Regions from separate parts of the Homo sapiens genome. Here all the other regions are linked to region 1. A link is a contact called in ENCODE Hi-C or POLR2A ChIA-PET data. All regions are on one chromosome and are shown on one strand. The core of a region is the stretch at or near the end of the contact, and the rest is flanking DNA. Distances in the headings are between cores, read along the strand shown.

The links. A loop is a pair of places that touch in the nucleus more often than their neighbours do. ChIA-PET counts read pairs that join two places held with the same protein, here RNA polymerase II (POLR2A). Pooled maps may share reads with other maps.
Region 2: a loop to region 1 is called in a pooled map of gastrocnemius medialis, with 2.4 times the contacts of the local background. The contact joins the enhancer-like site here to the promoter of DAZL in region 1. A Hi-C loop is called at or near these places in 1 of 168 maps with a recorded cell type or tissue (Right ventricle myocardium inferior) and 6 of 50 pooled maps. POLR2A ChIA-PET finds 5 or more read pairs at or near these places in 1 of 52 experiments (activated CD4-positive, alpha-beta memory T cell).
Region 3: a map of GM12878 shows a loop between it and region 1 (2.9-fold over the local background). The contact joins the enhancer-like site here to the promoter of DAZL in region 1. A Hi-C loop is called at or near these places in 4 of 168 maps with a recorded cell type or tissue (CD4-positive, alpha-beta memory T cell, Caco-2, GM12878 and 1 more), 2 of 37 single-sample maps with no recorded cell type and 12 of 50 pooled maps. POLR2A ChIA-PET finds 5 or more read pairs at or near these places in 1 of 52 experiments (OCI-LY7).

The regions. Positions count from the first base shown.
Region 1 is chr3:16,604,081-16,606,793 of GRCh38, reverse strand. DAZL (deleted in azoospermia like) reads left to right here and starts at 1,371. Exons shown (of 11, transcript NM_001351.4): 1 at 1,371-1,591. The coding sequence starts at 1,589.
Region 2 is chr3:16,740,666-16,743,365 of GRCh38, reverse strand. The region is part of intron 1 of PLCL2UT (PLCL2 upstream transcript); the gene reads right to left. Among named protein-coding and RNA genes, the nearest start is that of PLCL2UT, 18 kb to the right of the region's middle. Within about 2 kb of position 1,270, at least 4 of the 41 ENCODE cell types and tissues checked have a DNase peak (open chromatin) inside an H3K27ac peak, as active enhancers do.
Region 3 is chr3:16,840,764-16,843,463 of GRCh38, reverse strand. No RefSeq gene overlaps it. Among named protein-coding and RNA genes, the nearest start is that of PLCL2, 43 kb to the left of the region's middle. RefSeq lists an enhancer at 899-1,148. Within about 2 kb of position 1,448, at least 22 of the 41 ENCODE cell types and tissues checked have a DNase peak (open chromatin) inside an H3K27ac peak, as active enhancers do; they include GM12878, OCI-LY7 and psoas muscle, where a contact is called at or near this core.

The sequences.
Region 1 (2,713 bases), core at 122-2,621:
CTGCTCGCCATGGGTGTTTCACATTTTCCCTACTCCATCCTTTTCCTAAGGATTTTAGGGACAATGGCGTTTTGCAGAGTACTCAGTTCCAGCTCCCACCCTGAGCCCTTACCTCCTACCACTAAACATCCAGATCTCAAGTTACAGAGAGTAACAACACTTTGCCCACACCTAGGATGACCAATCCTTCTGGTTTCCTTAGGGACGTAGGAATTTCTCAGTGCTAAAATCATGTAAGTCCTGGGCAAACTAGTATGACTGGCTGCCCTACAGCCCAGCCCCCATATCCCGGGCAGGAGAAGAATCAGTTGAATAAGTCATTGCTCTGGTTTTCAGTTTATTTTTGGTACTTGGAATTTCCCTTCTTTTCTTATGGGTTTAGCTGCATATTGAAAATAAAACGTTTTATTTTAATCCCGCATTACTAGGTGTTAGTAATGAGATACTGCTCACGTTATAGAAGTCCACCGTTTTGCCAGCTCAAAAAGTAACATTTTAATGCTTTCCGTCAGTACAGAAGTGAAGTTTGTGGATAAAGGTCATAGCTACTTAGCCCTGTGTGTATAGCTAAGGTGCTGCAGTGGTTCCCGAAGTTACGTGATGGGCTCCACCAACTGGCCCACAGCTTGCTCCTGCTCTACGCCCGTATTCTGACCTTAAGAATGTTCTAGAATTCTCTAGGCAGGCCTAGCGCCTTCCTGTAAGGCCTGGAAGGTGAATTCTCCCATTAAAATGTAAGATCCCTGAGCAAACACATGTTCTGTTATTCTGTTCACTCCTGCATCTGCTGTACCTGGTAATCACAGGCACTCAGTAACTATTTCTTGAAAGAACAAACATCCTGAATGTCAAACTGGCATTTCCTCCCATCCAACCCCTTCTATCTCAAACTTGACAGAAAGGAGTGCAAGTTTCTGGCCTGTTGATGTCTCCTTCTGTTTTCCACAGACTTGCTTCGATTTATTTCTGTAGGCATTTAAAAAAGATTTTGGGGTGAGTGTGAAGCTAAAAGTGATGGCGCTAACCCTGTGCCTTAGAGAAGCCATTTGGAAACTGCAGCCTAGACACATTAGATTATCATTTTTGTAAACTATACCATACATTTCAGTATGCATACTTATTTTAGGGGTGTTTTGGGGGTGATGTGTGTGTCTGTGGGTCTATGTGAGCGCGGCGCCTTCCTGGGACTGAGGCACCGGACCTGCGCACACGCGCTGCGTACCCTACGCCCCCGCCGCGTGGGCGCCGTCGTCCCCCGCAGCCCCCCCACGCAGGGGGCGGGGCGCTGCCACCCATTGGCTGAGGCCGATACCACGCGCCCCGATACCCGGCGCAGGAGCCACCTCCCTGAGCCCCGCGGACCACGCCTCAGTCCGCCTGCGCTCCTCAGCCTGACGGTCCGCCTTTCGGGGCTCCTCAGCCTTGTCACCCGCTCTTGGTTTTCCTTTTCTCTTCATCTTTGGCTCCTTTGACCACTCGAAGCCGCGCAGCGGGTTCCAGCGGACCTCACAGCAGCCCCAGAAGTGGTGCGCCAAGCACAGCCTCTGCTCCTCCTGGAGCCGGTCGGGAACTGCTGCCTGCCGCCATCATGGTGAGTTGAGGGAGAGGCCCGAGGGGCAAGGCTGGCGGAGTCTTCACTCGTGGGTGAAACTCGGCTCTGCAGGGTCGGAAAGTGAAGTCATCCTCGGCTTTCCTGTTTGGGGGGCACCTGCCTGGACGCACCACAGCCATGGCCCACAGAGTTGGGAGAGGCGGCCTGGCAGTGGCGCGGCCTACACAGAGAGGCAGGCGCGGGACGCCAAGGGCGGCAAGGTGGGGGTGGGCCCCGAGGACGCGCTGCCTCGCCGGCCACGTGCAAGGGCCACGGCCTTCTTGAGGCACCCATTTCCCGGTTCGGGTTCTCTACTGGCAGAGGTTTGGGGTGCGGGTTCCCCACCCCCGACTGCCCCACCCCGCCCCCACTCCCACGCGCTCCCCCACTCACGCGCCTCCGCCCCTCCCCCACTCCCACGCGCCTCCGCCCCGCCAGCCTCATTTCTGGCGCGCTCTCCCCGTGGCTCCGCAAGATGGCGGCGGGCCTGCTGAGGGACTTGCCTTCTTAAACTTCGAGGGCCGGAGCTTCCTTAGGAAGTGGTTCCCTCCTGGTCCCTGTACTTGGTGGGGTGGGCGGGGTTCGTGGGGGCCTCAGCGTGGGGTGTGGGGCGTCCTGAAGGCATGGCCCTGTAGCTGAGGGGGCTGGGCCGGAAGTGCCTCTGGTCCCCTCGCGCCTGTCAGCTGCGGGGGACTTGCTGATGGCGGCTCCCTCGTGTGGCGGCGACAGAAAAGCTCGCCTGACGCCATCTTTGCCGCACGAGGTTGGTTTCAGCAGTTACCATTAAGAATTTTAGAATTTTTAAATTCTGGGTACGGTTTTTTCCCTCTCGATAAACCAGGATCCTTTGACAAAATGTCCATTTGGTAGATAGCGTTGGGTGTGCGTTTTTGTGAGTTTGGTAAATGCCTAGCGTTGCTTCAGCGCCACCACAAGATGCAGCTCTGAACACGCAGACCAACCACTGAGTCACGAACGCGCGTATTACATGCTGTGTGTGTGTCTGCATTGATAATTCTCAGTCTCTTCAGGGAGGAAATTTATACACAGTTTATATTACCATGTATAAACATTAAAATAAAAATAAACACCTATTATGTGTAATTGTGCAACATATAGTTA
Region 2 (2,700 bases), core at 21-2,520, 140 kb before region 1:
GTCTGGCAAAGTGTGAAACACTCTGAAAGACAGTTACTCAAAAGTTTAAATACAGAGTTACCATATAACCCAGCAATTCCACTCCAAGGTATTGAAATACTCCAAAAGAACTGAAAATGTAAGACTACACAAACTTGTACTTGAATGTTCATAACAGCATTATTCATAATAGTCAAAAATGTAAACAACCTAAATGTCCATCAACAGACAAATGAACAAATAAAATGTGATGTATTCACACAATGGAATATTACTCAGTAATAAAAAGGAATGGCATATTGATACAGTCTGCAACATAGATGACCCTTGAAAACATGTTAAGTGAAGGAGCCAGACACAAAAGACCACATATTCTATAATTTTATTTCTATGAAATACCCCAAATAGGAAATCTAAATAGAAATAAAATTGATTAGTGATTGCCTAGGGTGGGAGTTAGGGGAAAGGGGAGAATGAATATAACTGCTAAGAAGTACAGGGTTTCTTTAGGGGATAATGAAAATGTTTTAAAATGTATTGTAGTGATGGTTGTACAACTCTGTTAATGTACAAAAAACATTAATTATATACTTTAAATGGGTCCATTGTATGATATGTGAATGATATTGCAAAAAAAGCTGTTATAAAAGATAAAATAAGGGCATGGGAGTACAAACAAAAATTTATAATAATGGTTACCTTTGAGAGGGAGAGAATGGAATAGAATTAGGGAGGAACCCACAGAACATTTCACAGTAAGATGCTTTTTATTAAACTAGATGATGGCACACATTGGTATGCTATATCATAATCTAATAACATAGACATATGTTATTAAATAATTAAAATTATTTTAATGGCTAAGAAGCATATGAAAAAGTTTAACCCCTCAAATATTAATAAGACAACAATCACATTGTTATTTTTAAACCTGTGAAATTACTAAGTGTTTGCATTTGTGTGGTGAAACACATGATCTTATACACTGCTGGTGGGGGGGGTGTTGGACATTGGTAGAAGCTGTCTGGGGAACAAATCTCACAACATGTACCATGAACCTTAAAATATGCATACTCTTTCATCTGGCATTTCTATTTCTGGGAGTATATTTATATCCTTCTCCCTCTGAATCTGGGAAGGCCCCGTGACTTGCTTTGACTGACAAGGTGAAGCAGAAGTAAGGCACTGGGACTTCCAGGCCTAGGCCTTAAGAGGACTGTCTGGGAATTTCCACTCTCTACATCCTGGAAGCTGGTCACCACGCTATAAATAAGCTCAGGCTACACTGCGGAATGATGAAAAGCCACACGGAGAGAGGCCCAGGAGGAGAAGAGACTGTCTTGGATGGGACAGCCCCAGCCACTCATCAGCTGAATGCAGCTCCATGAGCAACCTCAACTATACCACAAGGAGCAGAACTTCCCAGCTGAGCCCAGCCAGCCCACAGAATAGTGAGAAATGAATCATTGTCTTTGTTTTAAGCCACTAAGTTTGGGGGTGATTTGCAATGCAACAACAGAGCTAAACAATATCCTAAAGACATAATGAGAGATGTGAACAAATATTTATGGACAAGGCTGCACATAAGTGTTACAGGCAATAATAAAAAATTAGAATGTATCTAAATGCCTGTGTTGGCATCTATTGTTTCTTTGTCTACTCAGCATCATTTCTATTTTGTAACAGAATCCAGAATTTAAGAAAACCTCCCTCCTCATTTTCAGTCAATGTGGTTCCAATGAGGTTTTTCCCTACCCAGGAGTGAACATATGACTCAGACTTGGCAAAAGACCCCTTGGGGTTAGTTCAAGGATGGGCCATGACTCACGCAATGTGGTCACAATCAGAGTGAATCCAAGACTTGCTCAGGAGTTGTAGGAAAGTGTTCTTTCTTTTTAGACTGTTCGTAGCCAGAATGATTGAAGATGAGAGTTTCTAAGGTTGAGAATTAAGTGAACACCACAGAAGGTAGAACTGGGGGATGCAGAGAACCATGTCTACATGACATTTTTTAGTCCCTACATCAAGCTATACCCTGGACTTTCGGGTATTTAAGCCAGTATGAGTCCTTTGGCTTAATCCAGTTAAGTTGGGTTTTCTGTCTCTTGCAATCAAGATTCCTAACCAGTATAAGGTCTGTCTAAGTCAGGGAAAGTTTGTTTGCAAAGGAAAAGACATTCACCCAAACTAATTCCAGAAAACCAGGGAAAGTAAAGGAAGCAGAGATTCTTATGGAATTCACGAGAATTAGAAATTTAACAAACTGCAAATCTCTCCATTTTTTGTAGTTTCTATTTTAAATGTGTCTGCATCCTTTTTTTCTGCTTTATAGCTGGTTCTTCTGTCCTTTTAATACAGAAATTATCATAATAATCTCAGTTATTATGATAACCAGATGTTGTAAACCAGATGGTTCATAAAGTCAAAAAAAATTATGGAACCCAGACTTTATGTTACCTTTAAACTTGTTTCCCACACATCTAGATCACATAGTATCAGTATCCCAGTGCTAAATTCCCAGAGTAAAGATCTGATGGGCCCAGCTTTGGCCAAGTGTCTACCATGTCCAAAATCAATATTTATGATGTCTCTAGGGGTTCTCTTTTTTGAAGCTGTGAGCTGAACATGTTTTCTAAAGAAAGATGTGGTCAAGGAGTAAATTATCTGCATTTCTAGAACACCACAAAACAAAGGAGGAATAAGTAAGCAAATGGTGATGCA
Region 3 (2,700 bases), core at 199-2,698, 240 kb before region 1:
TAGGGCTGAGCCTTAAAGACTTGAATGAATGATTCAAACTTTAAATGAATTAAACCCCTAATAGAATAAAGAGGCCAACCCAGGGCAATTTCAAGCCTACCCAGCAAAACCCCAACTTCCCTCAAGGGGCAACCCTTCCTGCTCCCTAAGTGGAGTGCGTGGAATGTGCCTTCTCTTAGGAATATCCTTTCCCACTTCTCCACCTGGCTGACTCCTTCTTAGACATCATTTAGGACTTTGCTACTTGAAATGTGGACCTTGGACCAGCAGCATTGGCATTACTTGGGAGCTTGTTAAAAACGCAAAATCTCAGGCTCCACCCAACCCTGCTGAATCAGAACCTGCATTTTAACACGATCCCCAAGTGCTTTTTGCATCCGTTACAATCGGAGACGCACCAAAGTAAGACATAGCTCAGATATTATCACTTCCTTGAACCCCTGGCTTCGGTGAGGTTCTTCTCCAGGGAGTGCCCACAGTGCCCTGGTCTTGGGCCCACCACAGCACTCACCACACTGAAATGTGTTTGTTGGTTCTCTGTCTCCTACCTGGATGGGCAGCAAAGGTGTCTTATTTATCTTGGCTTCTCCAGTGCCTATAACAATACTGAGTAAACATCAGTTGAAGGAACGAATGAGTGGCTCTGAAGAAAGGTGAAAGCACTCTGGAAAATTAGCATTATGTTGCTAGGAGCCCATCTGGAACCTAATACTTGACATTTCTCTCTCTCAGCTGCTCCAGCTGCCCCCTGCATACATGAACGATTTCTCTAAATGCACCTAACTTCAGCCTTCAGGCCTGAGCCAGCGTTTAGGGTTCTCTGAGTCTTCTGCTTTTAAGCCACCTCATCACGGAACCCAGTAGGAAAACCCCAACAAACAAGGGCGGGCCCTCTGCTGCTTGGCACAGCCACCTCAACAAAAGCTGGGCACTTCCTGTAAGGCCCAACCCTGGGCCTGGCATCCCATCCTGCAGGGGGATCGCCCCTCTCCCTACTTCTGCTCACCACCTCCGGCACTTCCCCCGGTTACTTGGGTTGCTGCAGGAGCTGGGAGCACACCTTGCAGCTGCGGCAGCTTCAGAAGCTCAGATTTAACAAATGCTGGGCCGGCCTCAAAGTTAACTTCAGTTCAGTTTTCAAAGATCCTGCAAACAGCAGAAGGAGACCAGCCTGCTTCTTGTTTCTTGTCAAAGAGCGCTGTTCCCTAATTAGCCTCTCATGCTAACTTGGGGGAGCATCTCTATTCTTAGATAATACAGAAAACTGGTTTTACCCCTTAATAGTGTCTTTCTTTCTTTTGTAAATAGTTTTTTAATAAACATTTTGGTAGCTACATGAGGTTGGGTAATGCCCAAGGCTTTACCAACCTCATTGTGATATTTTTTTCACTTGTAACATATGTGACCACAGATGCTGCCACAGGCGTCACGTGGCCCCCTCACTGTAGCTGGGAGGGGACACACCTCCCATTTCCCTCTGACCACTGGGCTTTGTCTTTTCTCTCTCCTGTCTAAATTACTGAGCTGTCAGATCTAAAAGGACTGTAAAGAATAGAGATGTCATTGCCCTCTTATTTTAAAAAATTAGTAAAACAAATTGCTTTAAGTTTTCTAAACTTTTCAAAGCATTTTTAATGCAATACGTCTACATGCTAATTGTAGAAAATGTGGAAAAGCCAGAAAAGCATAAATTACCCATAATGCTACAATACAGAGAAAAATCACTCAACATCTCGGTAAATTTCTCACTAAACTTCATGTATCCAGAATAATGCATGTGAATGACTAGCGATGGAGCTGTCCTCCACCTTCCAGCCCCCACTGATACTTCAGGAACTTGGTAATAATACAAACCTGCACTTTATGCAGTTTGGAGTTTTATTCCTACTTACAAGATTATGAGTGGGTTTATTGTACTTCTATAGTTGAGCTGAAACTACGGCAGTCCCTTCTCACCTGCACTTTCACTTTCCAACGTTTTAGTTATTTGCAGTCAACTGCAGTCTGAAAATAGTAAATGAAAAATTCCAGAAATAAACAATTCATAAGTTTAAAATCGTGCAATATTCTAAGGTGCTTGATGAACTCCCACGCTGTCCCACTAGGTCCTCCTGAAATGTGAAATATCCTTTTGTCCAGAATACCCACGATGTATACCACATAGTAGTTGTTTTGGTTATCAGTTTGAAAAAACAGAGAATATATAGGATTCAGTACTATTTGAGGTTTCAGGCATCTGGTGGGGGGTCTTGGAAGGCATCCCATGCAGATAAGCAGATAAGAGGGGACTACTGTGCATACAACTTTGTATACTTCCTTTTTTTTTTTTTTTTTGCTTAAAGGAATATCAAGAGAATTTGCTCATGTTAACACTTTTTTCCCCCATTTTCTAATTTGTCAAATGAGTTTAAATGAGGTGATAAAATTGTTGGAAGTTGGGAGGTTACTAATCTGTTGTAATAAGATTTAAATAAAATAATATATTTTCAAAGTGCTTAGCTTGGGGCCTGGCATATAGTAAACTCTTCATAAATGGTAGCTATGACCATAGATTATTACTAAAATCTCATTTTAATGCCAGCATATTTCATTCTAAGTAGCATATTTAACCACCCACCCTTTTATTGTTCTGAGCTTGTTTCCAATTCTCCCCATTAAAAATTGTAGCACTGCAAGGATATCTTTGAGTATAACTTTTTG